Linked DNA regions of Homo sapiens: region 2 is linked to region 1. The links are chromatin contacts, found by Hi-C or POLR2A ChIA-PET in ENCODE. All regions are on one chromosome and are shown on one strand. Each heading gives the region's core, a stretch centred on a gene start or an enhancer-like site at or near the end of the contact. The rest is flanking DNA. Distances are from core to core; before and after follow the strand shown.

Region 1 (6,082 bases), core at 2,190-4,689:
TTCTGCATCTATTGAGATAATCATGTGGTTTTTGTCTTTGGTTCTGTTTATATGCTGGATTACATTTATTGATTTGCATATGTTGAACCAGCCTTGCATCCCAGGGATGAAGCCCACTTGATCATGGTGGATAAGCTTTTTGATGTGTTGCTGGATTCGGTTTGCCAGTATTTTATTGAGGATTTTTGCATCGATGTTCATCAAGGCTATTGGTCTAAAATTCTCTTTTTTGGTTGTGTCTCTGCCAGGCTTTGGTATCAGGATGATGCTGGCCTCATAAAATGAGTTAGGGAGGATTCCCTCTTTTTCTATTGATTGGAATAGTTTCAGAAGGAATGGTACCAGCTCCTCTTTGTACCTCTGGTAGAATTCGGCTGTGAATCCATCTGGTCCTGGACTTTTTTTGGTTGGTAAGCTATTGATTATTGCCTGAATTTCAGAGCCTGTTATTGGTCTATTCAGAGATTCAACTTCTTCCTGGTTTAGTCTTGGGAGGATGTATGTGTCGAGGAATTTATCCATTTCTTCTAGATTTTCTAGTTTATTTGCATAGAGGTGTTTGTAGTATTCTCTGATGGTAGTTTGTATTTCTGTGGGATCGGTGGTAATATCCCCTTTATCATTTTTTATTGTATCTATTTGATTCTTCTCTCTTTTCTTCTTTATTAGTCTTGCTAGCGGTCTATCAATTTTGTTGATCCTTTCAAAAAACCAGCTCCTGGATTCATTAATTTTTTGAAGGGTTTTTTGTGTCTCTATTTCCTTCAGTTCTGCTCTGATCTTAGTTATTTCTTGCCTTCTGCTAGCTTTTGAATGTGTTTGCTCTTGCTTTTCTAGTACTGGTACCAAAACAGAGATATAGACCAATGGACAGAATAGACCCCTCAGAAATAATGCCGCATATCTACAACTATCTCATCTTTGACAAACCTGACAAAAACAAGAAATAGGGAAAGGATTCCCTATTTAATAAATGGTGCTGGGAAAACTGGCTAGCCATATGTAGAAAGCTGAAACTGGATCCCTTCCTTACACCTTATACAAAAATCAATTCAAGATGGATTAAAGACTTAAACGTTAGACCTAAAACCATAAAAACCCTAGAAGAAAACCTAGGCAATACCATTCAGGACATAGACATGGGCAAGGACTTCATGTCTAAAACACCAAAAGCAATGGCAACAAAAGCCAAAATTGACAAATGGGATCTAATTAAACTAAAGAGCTTCTGCACAGCAAAAGAAACTACCATCAGAGTGAACAGGCAACCTACAGAATGGGAGAAAATTTTTGCAACCTACTCATCTGACAAAGGGCTAATATCCAGAATCTACAATGAACTAAAACAAATTTACAAGAAAAAAACAAACAACCCCATCAAAAAGTGGGCGAAGGACATGAACAGACACTTCTCAAAAGAAGACGTTTATGCAGCCAAAAAACACATGAAAAAATGCTCATCATCACTGGCCATCAGAGAAATGCAAATCAAAACCACAATTAGATAACATCTCACACCAGTTAGAATGGCGATCATTAAAAAGTCAGGAAACAACAGGTGCTGGAGAGGATGTGGAGAAATAGGAACACTTTTACACTGTTGGTGGGACTGTAAACTAGTTCAACCATTGTGGAAGTCAGTGTGGCGATTCCTCAGGGATCTAGAACTAGAAATACCATTTGACCCAGCCATCCCATTAGTGGGTATATACCCAAAGGATTATAAATCATGCTGCTATAAAGACACATGCACACGTATGTTTATAGCGGCACTATTCACAATAGCAAAGACTTGGAACCAACCTAAATGTCCAACAACGATAGACTGGATTAAGAAAATGTGGCACATATACACCATGGAATACTATGCAGCCATAAAAAATGATGAGTTCATGTCCTTTGCAGGGACATGGATGAAACTGGAAACCATCATTCTCAGCAAACTATCGCAAGGACAAAAAACCAAACACCTCATGTTCTCACTCATAGGTGGGAATTGAACAATGAGAACACATGGACACAGGAAGGGGAACATCACACACCAGGGACTGTTATGGGGTGGGGTGAGAGGGGAGGGATAGCATTAGGAGATATACCTAATGCTAAATGACGAGTTAATGGGTGCAGCACACCAACATGGCACATGTATACATATGTAACAAACCTGCACGTTGTGCACATGTACCCTAGAACTTAAAGTATAATAATAATAAAATTTAAAAAAAAAAGATGGGCAAAGGACCTGAGAAGACATTTCTCAAAAAAAAAAAAAAAAAAAGACATACAAATGGCCAGCAGGTATATTTTACAATGCTCACTTCACTCACTAATCATCAGGGAAAGGCAAATCAAACCCACAGTGAGATACCATCTCACATCTGTTAGAATGTTTATTATCAAATATATGAAATATAACAAGTGTTGGTAAGAATGTGATGAAAAGGGAACCCTTGTACACTGTTGGTGAGAATGTAAATTAGTATAACCATCATGGAAAACCGTATTGAGCTTCCTCAAATATTAAAAATAGAACTACCACATGATCCAGCAATCCCACTACTGGGTGTACATCCAAAGGAAGTGAAATCAGTATGTCTCAGAGACATCTGCATTTCCATGTTCATTGCAGCACTATTTACAATAGCCAAGTTAAGGAATCAACCTCAGTGTTCACCAGTGGATGAATGGGTGAAGAAAATGTGGTATATATACACAATAGAACATGATTCTGCTTTGAAAAGAAGAAAATCTTGTCATTTGTAACAACATGGATCAACCTGAAAGACATTATGCTAAGTGGAATAAGCCAGGCCCAGAAAGACAAATACTGCATGAGAGGTTCCATTTATATGTGGAATCTCAAAAAGTAGAACTCATGGAAGTAGAGAGTAGAATGGTGGTTGCCAGGGGCTGGAGGGCAGGGAAGTGGGGGTCTGTCTGGGGACACACAAAGTTTCAGTTAGATAAGAGGAATAAGCTCAAGAGATCTATTGCACATCATGTTGACTATAGTTAATAATAATATATTGCATATTTGAAGTTTGCTAAGAGAGTAGAGTTTAAGTTTTCAGCACAAAAAAAAATGCTAAGCATGTGAGGTACTGCATACGTTAATCTACTTGATTCAGCTATACCATAATGTTTACGTATATCAAGACATCATGTTATACACCATAAGCATATACAAGTTTTATTTGTCAATTTAGAAAATAAAAAATCACAGCTGAAACACCTATATGGCTTGGGTAGATCCTGTCCCTGACTGCGGTGTTCTCTTTCTGCTGCAGAGGGCAGTGGAAGACCAGTCTCTTCGGTGCCTGGCCTCAGCATTTTAGAGCAGGACTACTCAGAACTGCGTCAAGGCCAGCGTTCAACGTGACAACTCTTTCTTCCACGGCAGGTTCATCGTGAGGTTAAAGACCCATGACCCCAGAGACTGGGCCTGTTTCCCTGCTCTTCCCATATGAATCAGACATTAAAAGCAAGAGCTGCTAAAATAAAAATGATTAAGCCCTGCCAAGTCTGTGATTCTGGAAGTGGTGAATATGACGTTTCTTAGGGGTGGGGGTTCTGGGGATACGTCTACAAGTAAGTCCTCTTCCTGTCTGTGGCACAGCCTTCTTCACACCCAAGAGGGGCACCTTTATTCCTTTCCACACACACAAGATTTTAACCGTAGCTGCTTTCCTTAGAATAATGCCTCTCATGCTAAACAGATTCCTCACTATCGTCTCACTTTCCAGCTGAGAACTGGTGGCCCTGCATCCAGAGCAGGCACATGGCTCCAGAACGGCTCTGGACACTGCTGTGGATCCAAGCAGCAACTACCCTCTTGCTGTTGTTACTAGTTGATACTTTGCAGAAATGGCATCAGACCCCTCCTATGGATCTTGACTTTCCTGTTGTTCAGTCGGCAGTGGGTTGCAGATACTTTTCATGCAGCTTTACGAACCTATGGATCTGCCTCATCCTCTGCACCTGTTGTACCCATTCCCTATGTGCTCACATTAAAGTGCTCCCCTGCCAATGAATATTTGGGCTGTTTCTATTCTGGGTTGTTTTTTATTTTTAATTTTTGTAGGTACATAGTGGGTGTATATATTTATGGGGTACATGAGATATTTTGACACAGGCATGCAATGTGTAATAATCACATCATGGTAAATAAGGTATCCATCTCCTCAAACATTTATCCTTTGTGTTACAAACAATCCAATTACACATTTTTAGTTATTTTAATGTAGAATTAAATTATTTTTTACTATAGTCACTCTGTTGTGCTAGAAAATACTAGGTCTTACTCATTCTTTCTATTTTTTGTACCCATTAACCCTCCTCACTTCCTCCACCTCCCCCTACTACTCTTCCCAGTCTCTGGTAACCATCCTACTCCCTAGCTCCATGAGTACAATTGTTTTAATTTTTAGCTCCCACAAATAAATAAGAATATGCAAAGCTTGTCTTTCTGTGCCTGGCTTGTGGTTTTTTGTTTGTTTGTTTGTTTGTTTGTTTTACAGAGTCTCACTCTGTCACCCAGGCTGGAGCGCAGTGGCATGATCTCAGCTCACCGCAACCTCTGCCTCCCAGGTTCAAGCAATTCTCCTGCCTCAGCCTCCTGAGTAGCTGGGATTACAGGTGAGCACCACCACACCTGGCTAATTTTTGTATTTTTAGTAGAGACAGGGTTTCACCATGTTGGCCAGGCTGGTCTCAAACTCCTGGCCTCAAGTGATCTGCCCACCTTAGCCTCCCAAAGGGCTGGGATTACAGGTGTGAGCCACCAGGCCCAGCTGATTGTTTCTAGTTTTTATTATCATAAATAATATTGCACTGAATAGCTGCACATCTGTAAATATTTTGCCACAGTACGTTCTAAGAAGTAAAATTGCTGGACATAAGATATACAACTTTAAAATTTCAATATGATTTTAAGCCTCTCTCCACCTGACCTTGGGCATGATGAGCAGATGGAAAAAGGTCCACAGAGCCCAGCAGCAACATGTCTAGGACACCTCCGCCTGCACAGGGGGCAGAGCCTGTTCCCTTGAGAGTTTCTGAAGTGGGCTCCACAACAGATTTTTAAAAACCCTCAGTGGACAAAAGTCTACTCACGCTGCTTTGGTAGAATTGGACATAGCCAAGGAGCTCATCAGAAAAGGAGCTGCTAGTCACAGGCAGCAACAAACCCACCTCCACACAGGGATCCACTGTGGGGCTGCAATAACTGCTCCTTCTCTGAGTGATACAGGACATTCTGAGGAAGTAGATGTGATACCATCCAGATCCTACAGAAGACATAGGATCAAAAATTTTCTGTCGTTCACTCAAGAAGTGGCTGGTGGATGGGCAGTATGTAATGACACAAGCTCAGTGAGTACAAGCTGAGACATGATGGGAGTCTACGGGTCCCATCTACACAGCTTGATGCAGCTCTTCCAATTAATGGCCAGTGTCTGGCTGAACTATTATAGGTGATAAAACATGCCACCGTAAAACTAATTAAACTGCCAAGATGAGGCATAAGAATGAAGATGCACACACAATGGAATGATGTTTAGTCCTGATGTTGGTCCTTAAGCAGACCCTGTTTAGCCATAGCCTGAGTCCCTGACTCCATTGCACACTTGAGCCAGGATGGAAAGGGCTCCACTCACCAATCATTATTTCTTCCATATGCATGGCCTCTGCAGCTACCACTGTGTTCCACCCACAGGAGAATGACAGTGGGCAAGTGCAAACTGACTGGAATTGACAAATTGTGAAATGACATACTGTTCACACAAAGATGCACGATTTTCTGGGCAAAAGGCACAGCTTCATATGAGTGCAACAGTAGTCTTCACCAGAGATCAATGAGCTGGTGAGTGTGGTAATTTAACCGTGACCAAGAGACCATAATTAAGGGAAAGAGCATTCCAGGCCATCGCCTGTATGATGAAGACTACAGGTGTGGGCTCAGGGATGTCCCCACAGTCACCAGCATGAAGGACAGCAAACACAAATGACTCTCAACTCCTCTGTATCTACTGGGCATACCTGCATATTGCTGAATTATTGCAAGTAAGGTTAGAAAGAATTCATC
Region 2 (6,082 bases), core at 1,780-4,279, 220 kb after region 1:
GTTCAGGTTTGTTTGAGACAGAGTCTTGCTCTGATGCCCAGACTGGGGTGCAGTGACGGCGATGACAGCTTACTGCAACCTCAACCTCCTGGGCCCAGGCGATCCTCCTGCCTCAGCCTCCACAGTAGCTGGGACCACAGGCGCATGCCACCATGACTGGCCAACTTTTAAAAAACATATTTGTAGAGACAGAGTCTCCCTCTGTTGCCCAGGCTGGCCTTGAACTACCATGTGATCCTCCCACCTCCCAAATTACTGAGATTATAGGCATGAGCCACCGCGCCTGGGCCCATGTTGTTTTTTAGCAGAATTGCTTCCTAAAGAAAACCACTCCTTGATCATGGCTCTCCCTGTCAGAATTGTATGCACTCTATAAATCTTTGGTTGTGGTAGTCCTGTTTTCCTAATAATTTTGTTAATGTGCTGTGAAAGACTGAAAATTTGAGTATGCAGTATATATGCTATTTAACTGCAAATTGTGGAAGTATGTAACAGTTTATCAACATGTAAGGATACTGGTACTTGATAGCCTTTTAATGAAAACTTGCCTCCAAATTTTAAGCTGGAAAGTCACCAGAGTAACTTAAAAATAATTACAATACATGGCTTTTTAGATTTTCGGTATAAATGTGAAGAATTGTGTACTGATCCTCAACACAACCAATAAAATCTCAATTATGAAAAAAATAAATGATGAAAGACTGGATACTTTACCCCTAAGATCAGGAATAAGACCAAAATGCCCACTCTCGCTTCTATTAAACTTTGAACTATAGGTTCTAGCCAGGGCAGTTAGGCAAGAAAAAGAAATAAAAGGCATTCAGGTCAGAAAGTATCAAAGGTTGAATTGTGTCCCCTAGAAAGATATGTCAAAGTCTTAAACCCAAATAATGTGAATATGACATTATTTAAAAATAGGGTATTTGTAGATATAATCAAATTTAGATGAGGTCATATTGGATTAGAGTTGGTGCTAATCCAATATGACTGGTGTCCTTTCCTTATAAGATGAGAGGTTACACATACACAAGGGGAAAATGCCATGTGGTAATGGAGGCAGAGGGTGGAAGTATGCTGCTGCATGCTGAGAAATGGTAAGGACTGCCGGCTACCACCAGAAGGCAGGAGAAAGGCATGGGATGGTTCTTCCTCAGAGCCTCCAGAAGGAACCAACATTGGTGACACCTTGATTTTAGACTTCTAGACTCTAAAGCTGTGAGAGAATAAATTTGTTTTGTTTTGTTTTTCTCATCTCCATAAGTGCCTGGAGAATTCTCTGTGGTTATAAGCTATCAAGTTTGTGGTGCAAAGAGTACCCGACTTAAAATTTTTTTATTTTAGGCCGGGCACGGTGGCTCACACCTGTAATCCCAGCATTTTGGGAGGCCAAGGTGGGCAGATCACCTGAGGTCAGAAGTTCGAGACCAGCCTGACCAACATGGTGAAACCCCATCTCTACTAAAAATACAAAAATTAGTTGGATGTGGTGGCGGGCGCTTGTAATCCCAGCTACTCTGGAGGCTGAGGCAGGAGAATCACTTGAAACTGGGAGGCGGAGGGTGCAGTGAGCCTCCAAGATTGCGCCATTGCACTCCAGCCTGGGCAACAGAGTGAGACTCTGTCTTTAAAAAAAAAAAAAAAATTGTTATTTTATGATGGGTTTATCAGGACATAATCTCCTCATAAGTCGAGGAGCATCTGTACTTTGTTACAGTGATCCTAGGAAACTAATACAGAAAGAAGTAAAACTATCTTTATTTGCAGATGACATGATTTGACAAATAGAAAATCCTAAGGAATCCACCAAAGAAGTTGCAGGATATAAAGCTAATATACAAAAATCATTTTTATTTCTACACACTTGCAACGAACAATCCAAAAATGAAATTAAGAAAACAATCCCAGGCCGGGCACGGTGGCTCATGCCTGTAATCCCAGCACTGTGGGAGGCAGAGGCGGGTGGATCACCTGAGATCAGGAGTTCGAGACCAGCCTGACCAACATGGAGAAACCCCGTGTCTACGAAAAATACAAAATTAGCAGGGCGTGGTGGCATATGCCTGTAATCCCAGCTACTCGGGAAGCTGAGACAGGAGAATTGCTTGAACCAGGGAGACAGAGGTTGTGGTGAGCCAAGATCGCGCCATTGCACTCCAGCCTGGGCAACAAGAGGAAAACTCCGTCTCAAAATGTGGTGGGCGCCTGTAGTCCCAGCTACTTGGGAAGCTGAGGCAGGAGAATGGTGTGAACCCAGGAGGCGGAGCTTGCAGTGAGCTGAGATCATGCCACTGCACTCCATCCTGGGCGACAGACGAGACTCCATCTCAACAACAACAACAAAAAAAAAACTTACTACAAAGTAACAGTAATCAATATAGCATCACCAGCATGAGAACAGACATATAGATCTATGCAACAGAATTGAGAATTCAGAAATAAACCCATACATCTATGGTCAGCTGATTTTTGATAAGGGTGCCAAGACTATTCAATGGGGAAAGAATAGTCTTTTCGAATAAATGGTGATAGGACAAATGGATAGCAACATGCAAAAGACATAAGTTGGATAATGAGGTTATCCATGTATAAAAATAAACTCAAAATGGATCAAAGACTTAAACGTAAAAGCAAAAATCATCTTTTAGAAGAAAAATGGGTAAATCTTCATGACCTTGGGTTTGACAAAGGACTCAGATCTGACAACAGAAGCATGAGCAACAAATGAAAAAACAGATTAACTGAACTTCATCAAAATTTAAAACTTTTTGCTTTAAAGGAAATCAAGAAAGTGAAAAGACAACCCCACAGAAAGGGAGGAAATATTTGCAAATCATATACCTGCTAAGCAACTTTTATCTAGATTATATAAAGACTCCTTACAACTCAATAATAAAAAGACAAATAGCACAATAAAAGAAAAACAGACAAAAGATTTGAATAGACATTTCTCAAAGATGATATACAAATGGCCAATAGGAACATAAAATGTGCCTGACATCATTAGTCACCAAGGAAATACAAATCAAAACCACAATGTGACACCACTTCACACTCACTAGGACAGCTAGATCCAAAAAGTCAAGCCAGACACAGTGGCTCATGCCTGTAATCCCAACACTTTGGAAGGCTGAGGTAAAAGTATCACTTGAGGACAGGAGTACGAGACCAGCCTGAACAACACAGCAAGACCCCACCTCTACAAAAAAAAAAAATTAGCTGGGCATGGTGGCACACACCTGCAGTCCCAGCTACTTGGGATGCTGAGTGGAGAGGATCATTTACACTCAGGAGGTCAAAGCTGTAGTGTGCTACAATTGTGTTACTGCACTCTAGTTTGGGTGACAATGCAAGGCCGTCTCAAAAAAAAAAAAAAAAATCCACCGAACAAAAAAAAAAGTGAAATAACAAGTGCCGGCAAGGACATGGAAGAACAGGAACCCTCATAAACTGCTGGTGGGAATGTAAAAGGGTATAGCTACTTTGGAAAACAGTTTGGCAGTTCCTCAACTGATGAAACATAGAGTTACCATATGACTCAGCAATTACATTTTTAGAAATGTACCCAAGAGAAATAAAAACATATTGTACACAAACACTTCTACATGAATGTTTACAGCAGCATTATGTATAACACACAAAAAATGAAAATAATCCAAATGTTCATGAATGGATGAATGGATATACAAAATGTACCATATCCATATGGAATATTATTAGGCTACAAAAAGTAAGGAAGTACCACTACATGCTGCAACATAGATGAACAGTAAAAAATGTTACATTAAGTGAAAAAAGCCAGACACAAATGATCAGATTTTATAATTTCATGTCTAGGAAACATCTAGAACAGGCAAATCTATAAAGACAGAAGGCAAATTATTGGTTCCCCAGGCCAGTGAGGGTTGGGAGGAAAGGAGTAGTGACTGCTAATAAGGTTTCTTTTTGAGGTGATGAAAATGTCCTAAAATTGACTGTGATAATGTTTGCACGATACTAGAAGTCACTTAATTGTGCACTTTAAATAATGAGAAAATCATATGGTGTGTAAATTATATGTCAATAAAGCTGTTTTTAAAAAGTTACAATTTCAAGCCTCCGCTTGCAAAGGCAAATAAATACCAATAATGGAAGAGTGCAAATAAAACGCAACAGAATATATTTTAACTTGTTTATACTTAGTATAAATTTAATGCAACTGAATTTTAATGTAAAAGTCTATGAGGATATTAAGAGCTCTGCCCACAAACAAACAAAATCATTGCTTTCACTAGTTTTTACTACTCAGACTAACAGCTCCTTACAAAGAGAAATTAGCTAAGTAAAGTGTTTATAAACCTAAAGCTATCAAAAGGAACCTCCAGTCTTTTCAAAGTAAACAAAGAATAAAAGGCCAAAACATATTAAAATGGATGCTTACAAACGGTACACTCAAATTTTCTTCTTGTTTCATTTCTTCAGTAGTCACATCTGTGTTTGGTAGCTCATGTTCAACAACAGCTATGCATCCTACATCTGGGACATTCACAGTTATTTCAAGCTGTCAAAATAAAGTTTTATCATTTCATTTTGGCATATTATAAACAGCAAAACAAAGCCTCATCTTCAACATGAATAAGTAAGATGAAACGCTAAAATGAAGAAATAATCCACATTCATACATAACTTAAAAAATGGAATGGAGTAATTCTTTTATTGACTGACAGCAACTTGGCAAAAGTAAAACATTTAAAATTTTTGAGGTGGCTGTGACTATTAAAACCAGTAAGCAAATTTTCTAAGACTCATCTTCTTAGTGCCTGGCATTTCATTTTCCATTTTCTTCACTTTGTCCTCACTTTCCCCCTAATTTCTCTGTTCAGTCTGTTAACATTTATAGAAGGCTAGGTGTACAGGGATATAAAGTCAAATAAGATAAGTGTAGTCCCTATCCTCAATGAATTCACAATCTAACAGAAAAGCAGACATGTAATCAACTAATTATATACGGTCATAAATGCTATCTATAATGAGTTGAAAGCCCTTAGAAGTATTTATCGGGCCAGGCGCAGTGGCTCACGCCTGTAATCCCAGCACTTTGGGAGGCCGAGGCAGGTGGATCACCTGAGGTCAGGAGTTCAAGACCAGCCTGGCCAACACAGCGAAGCCCCATCTCTACTAAAAATACAAAAATTAGCCGGGCATGGTGGTGCCTGCCTGTAGTCCCAGCTACTGGGGAGGCTGAGGCAGGAGAATCGCTTGAACCCAGGAGGTGGAGGTTGCATTGAGCCGAGATTATGCCACTGCACTCTAGCTTGGGCAACAGAGTGACAAGTTGTTCTCAAAAATAAATAAATAAATAAATAAAATATTTATCATACCACTGCCCCCACACCAACTCCCTTCTCCCAAAACCCCAAAGCCTGCACGATTCTTGATACCCAGGGCAACAGCCATGTAAAATAAGAAGTTCACTCATATTTACTCTTCATTTGTGAGTCCTATTACTTAAAGAGCCGTGTAATCTGAGCACTAAAAAGGTATTTACCTACTAGAATACATACAATATAGTCTGGTTCTTATTATCTTATTTTTTTGTTTTTCTTTTGTTATTCTGAGGCAGGGTCTCACTCATGTCACCCCAGCTGCGGTGGTGCGATGATGGCCACAACACCTGGGCCTATTCTCTTATTAACAGAAAAAAACAGTATAAAACGTTGTATGGCTGAGTAGAAACTGTGAGTAAAGAGTCAAGTCTGAGAATCTGCCTTCAAGACATACGTTATTTTTTTTTTGAGACAAAGCCTCACTCTATCGCCCAAGCTGCGGTGCAGTGGCACTATCAGGGTTCACTACAGCCTCAACCTCTCAGGCTCAAGCAATCCTCCCGCCTCAGCCCTCCAAGTAGCTGGGACTACAGGCATGTGCCACCATGCCTAATTTTTGTATTTTTTGTAAAGATGAGGTTTCGCCATGTTGCCTAGTCTGGTCTCGAACTCCTGCACTCAAGCGATCTGCCCACCTTGGCTTCCCAAAGTGCTGGGACTATGGGCATGAGACCCTGTGCCCAGCCAACATATTTGTTATAATTACATTTGTATGTACC

Evidence for each region. Hi-C counts contacts between places; a loop is a spot of excess contacts on that map. ChIA-PET counts read pairs that join two places held with the same protein, here RNA polymerase II (POLR2A). Pooled maps may share reads with other maps.
Region 2: a map of PC-3 shows a loop between it and region 1 (7-fold over the local background). The contact joins two enhancer-like sites. A Hi-C loop is called at or near these places in 5 of 168 maps with a recorded cell type or tissue (Caco-2, GM12878, HepG2 and 2 more) and 9 of 50 pooled maps. POLR2A ChIA-PET finds 5 or more read pairs at or near these places in 1 of 52 experiments (T-cell).

Annotation. Positions count from the first base shown.
Region 1 is chr5:71,755,333-71,761,414 of GRCh38, reverse strand. It overlaps the pseudogene LOC100422013. Among named protein-coding and RNA genes, the nearest start is that of CARTPT, 39 kb to the right of the region's middle. Within about 2 kb of position 3,439, at least 3 of the 41 ENCODE cell types and tissues checked have a DNase peak (open chromatin) inside an H3K27ac peak, as active enhancers do.
Region 2 is chr5:71,530,763-71,536,844 of GRCh38, reverse strand. BDP1 (BDP1 general transcription factor IIIB subunit) reads right to left here. Exons shown (of 39, transcript NM_018429.3): 26 at 4,418-4,537. Among named protein-coding and RNA genes, the nearest start is that of MCCC2, 54 kb to the left of the region's middle. RefSeq lists a silencer at 4,776-4,976. Within about 2 kb of position 3,029, at least 2 of the 41 ENCODE cell types and tissues checked have a DNase peak (open chromatin) inside an H3K27ac peak, as active enhancers do.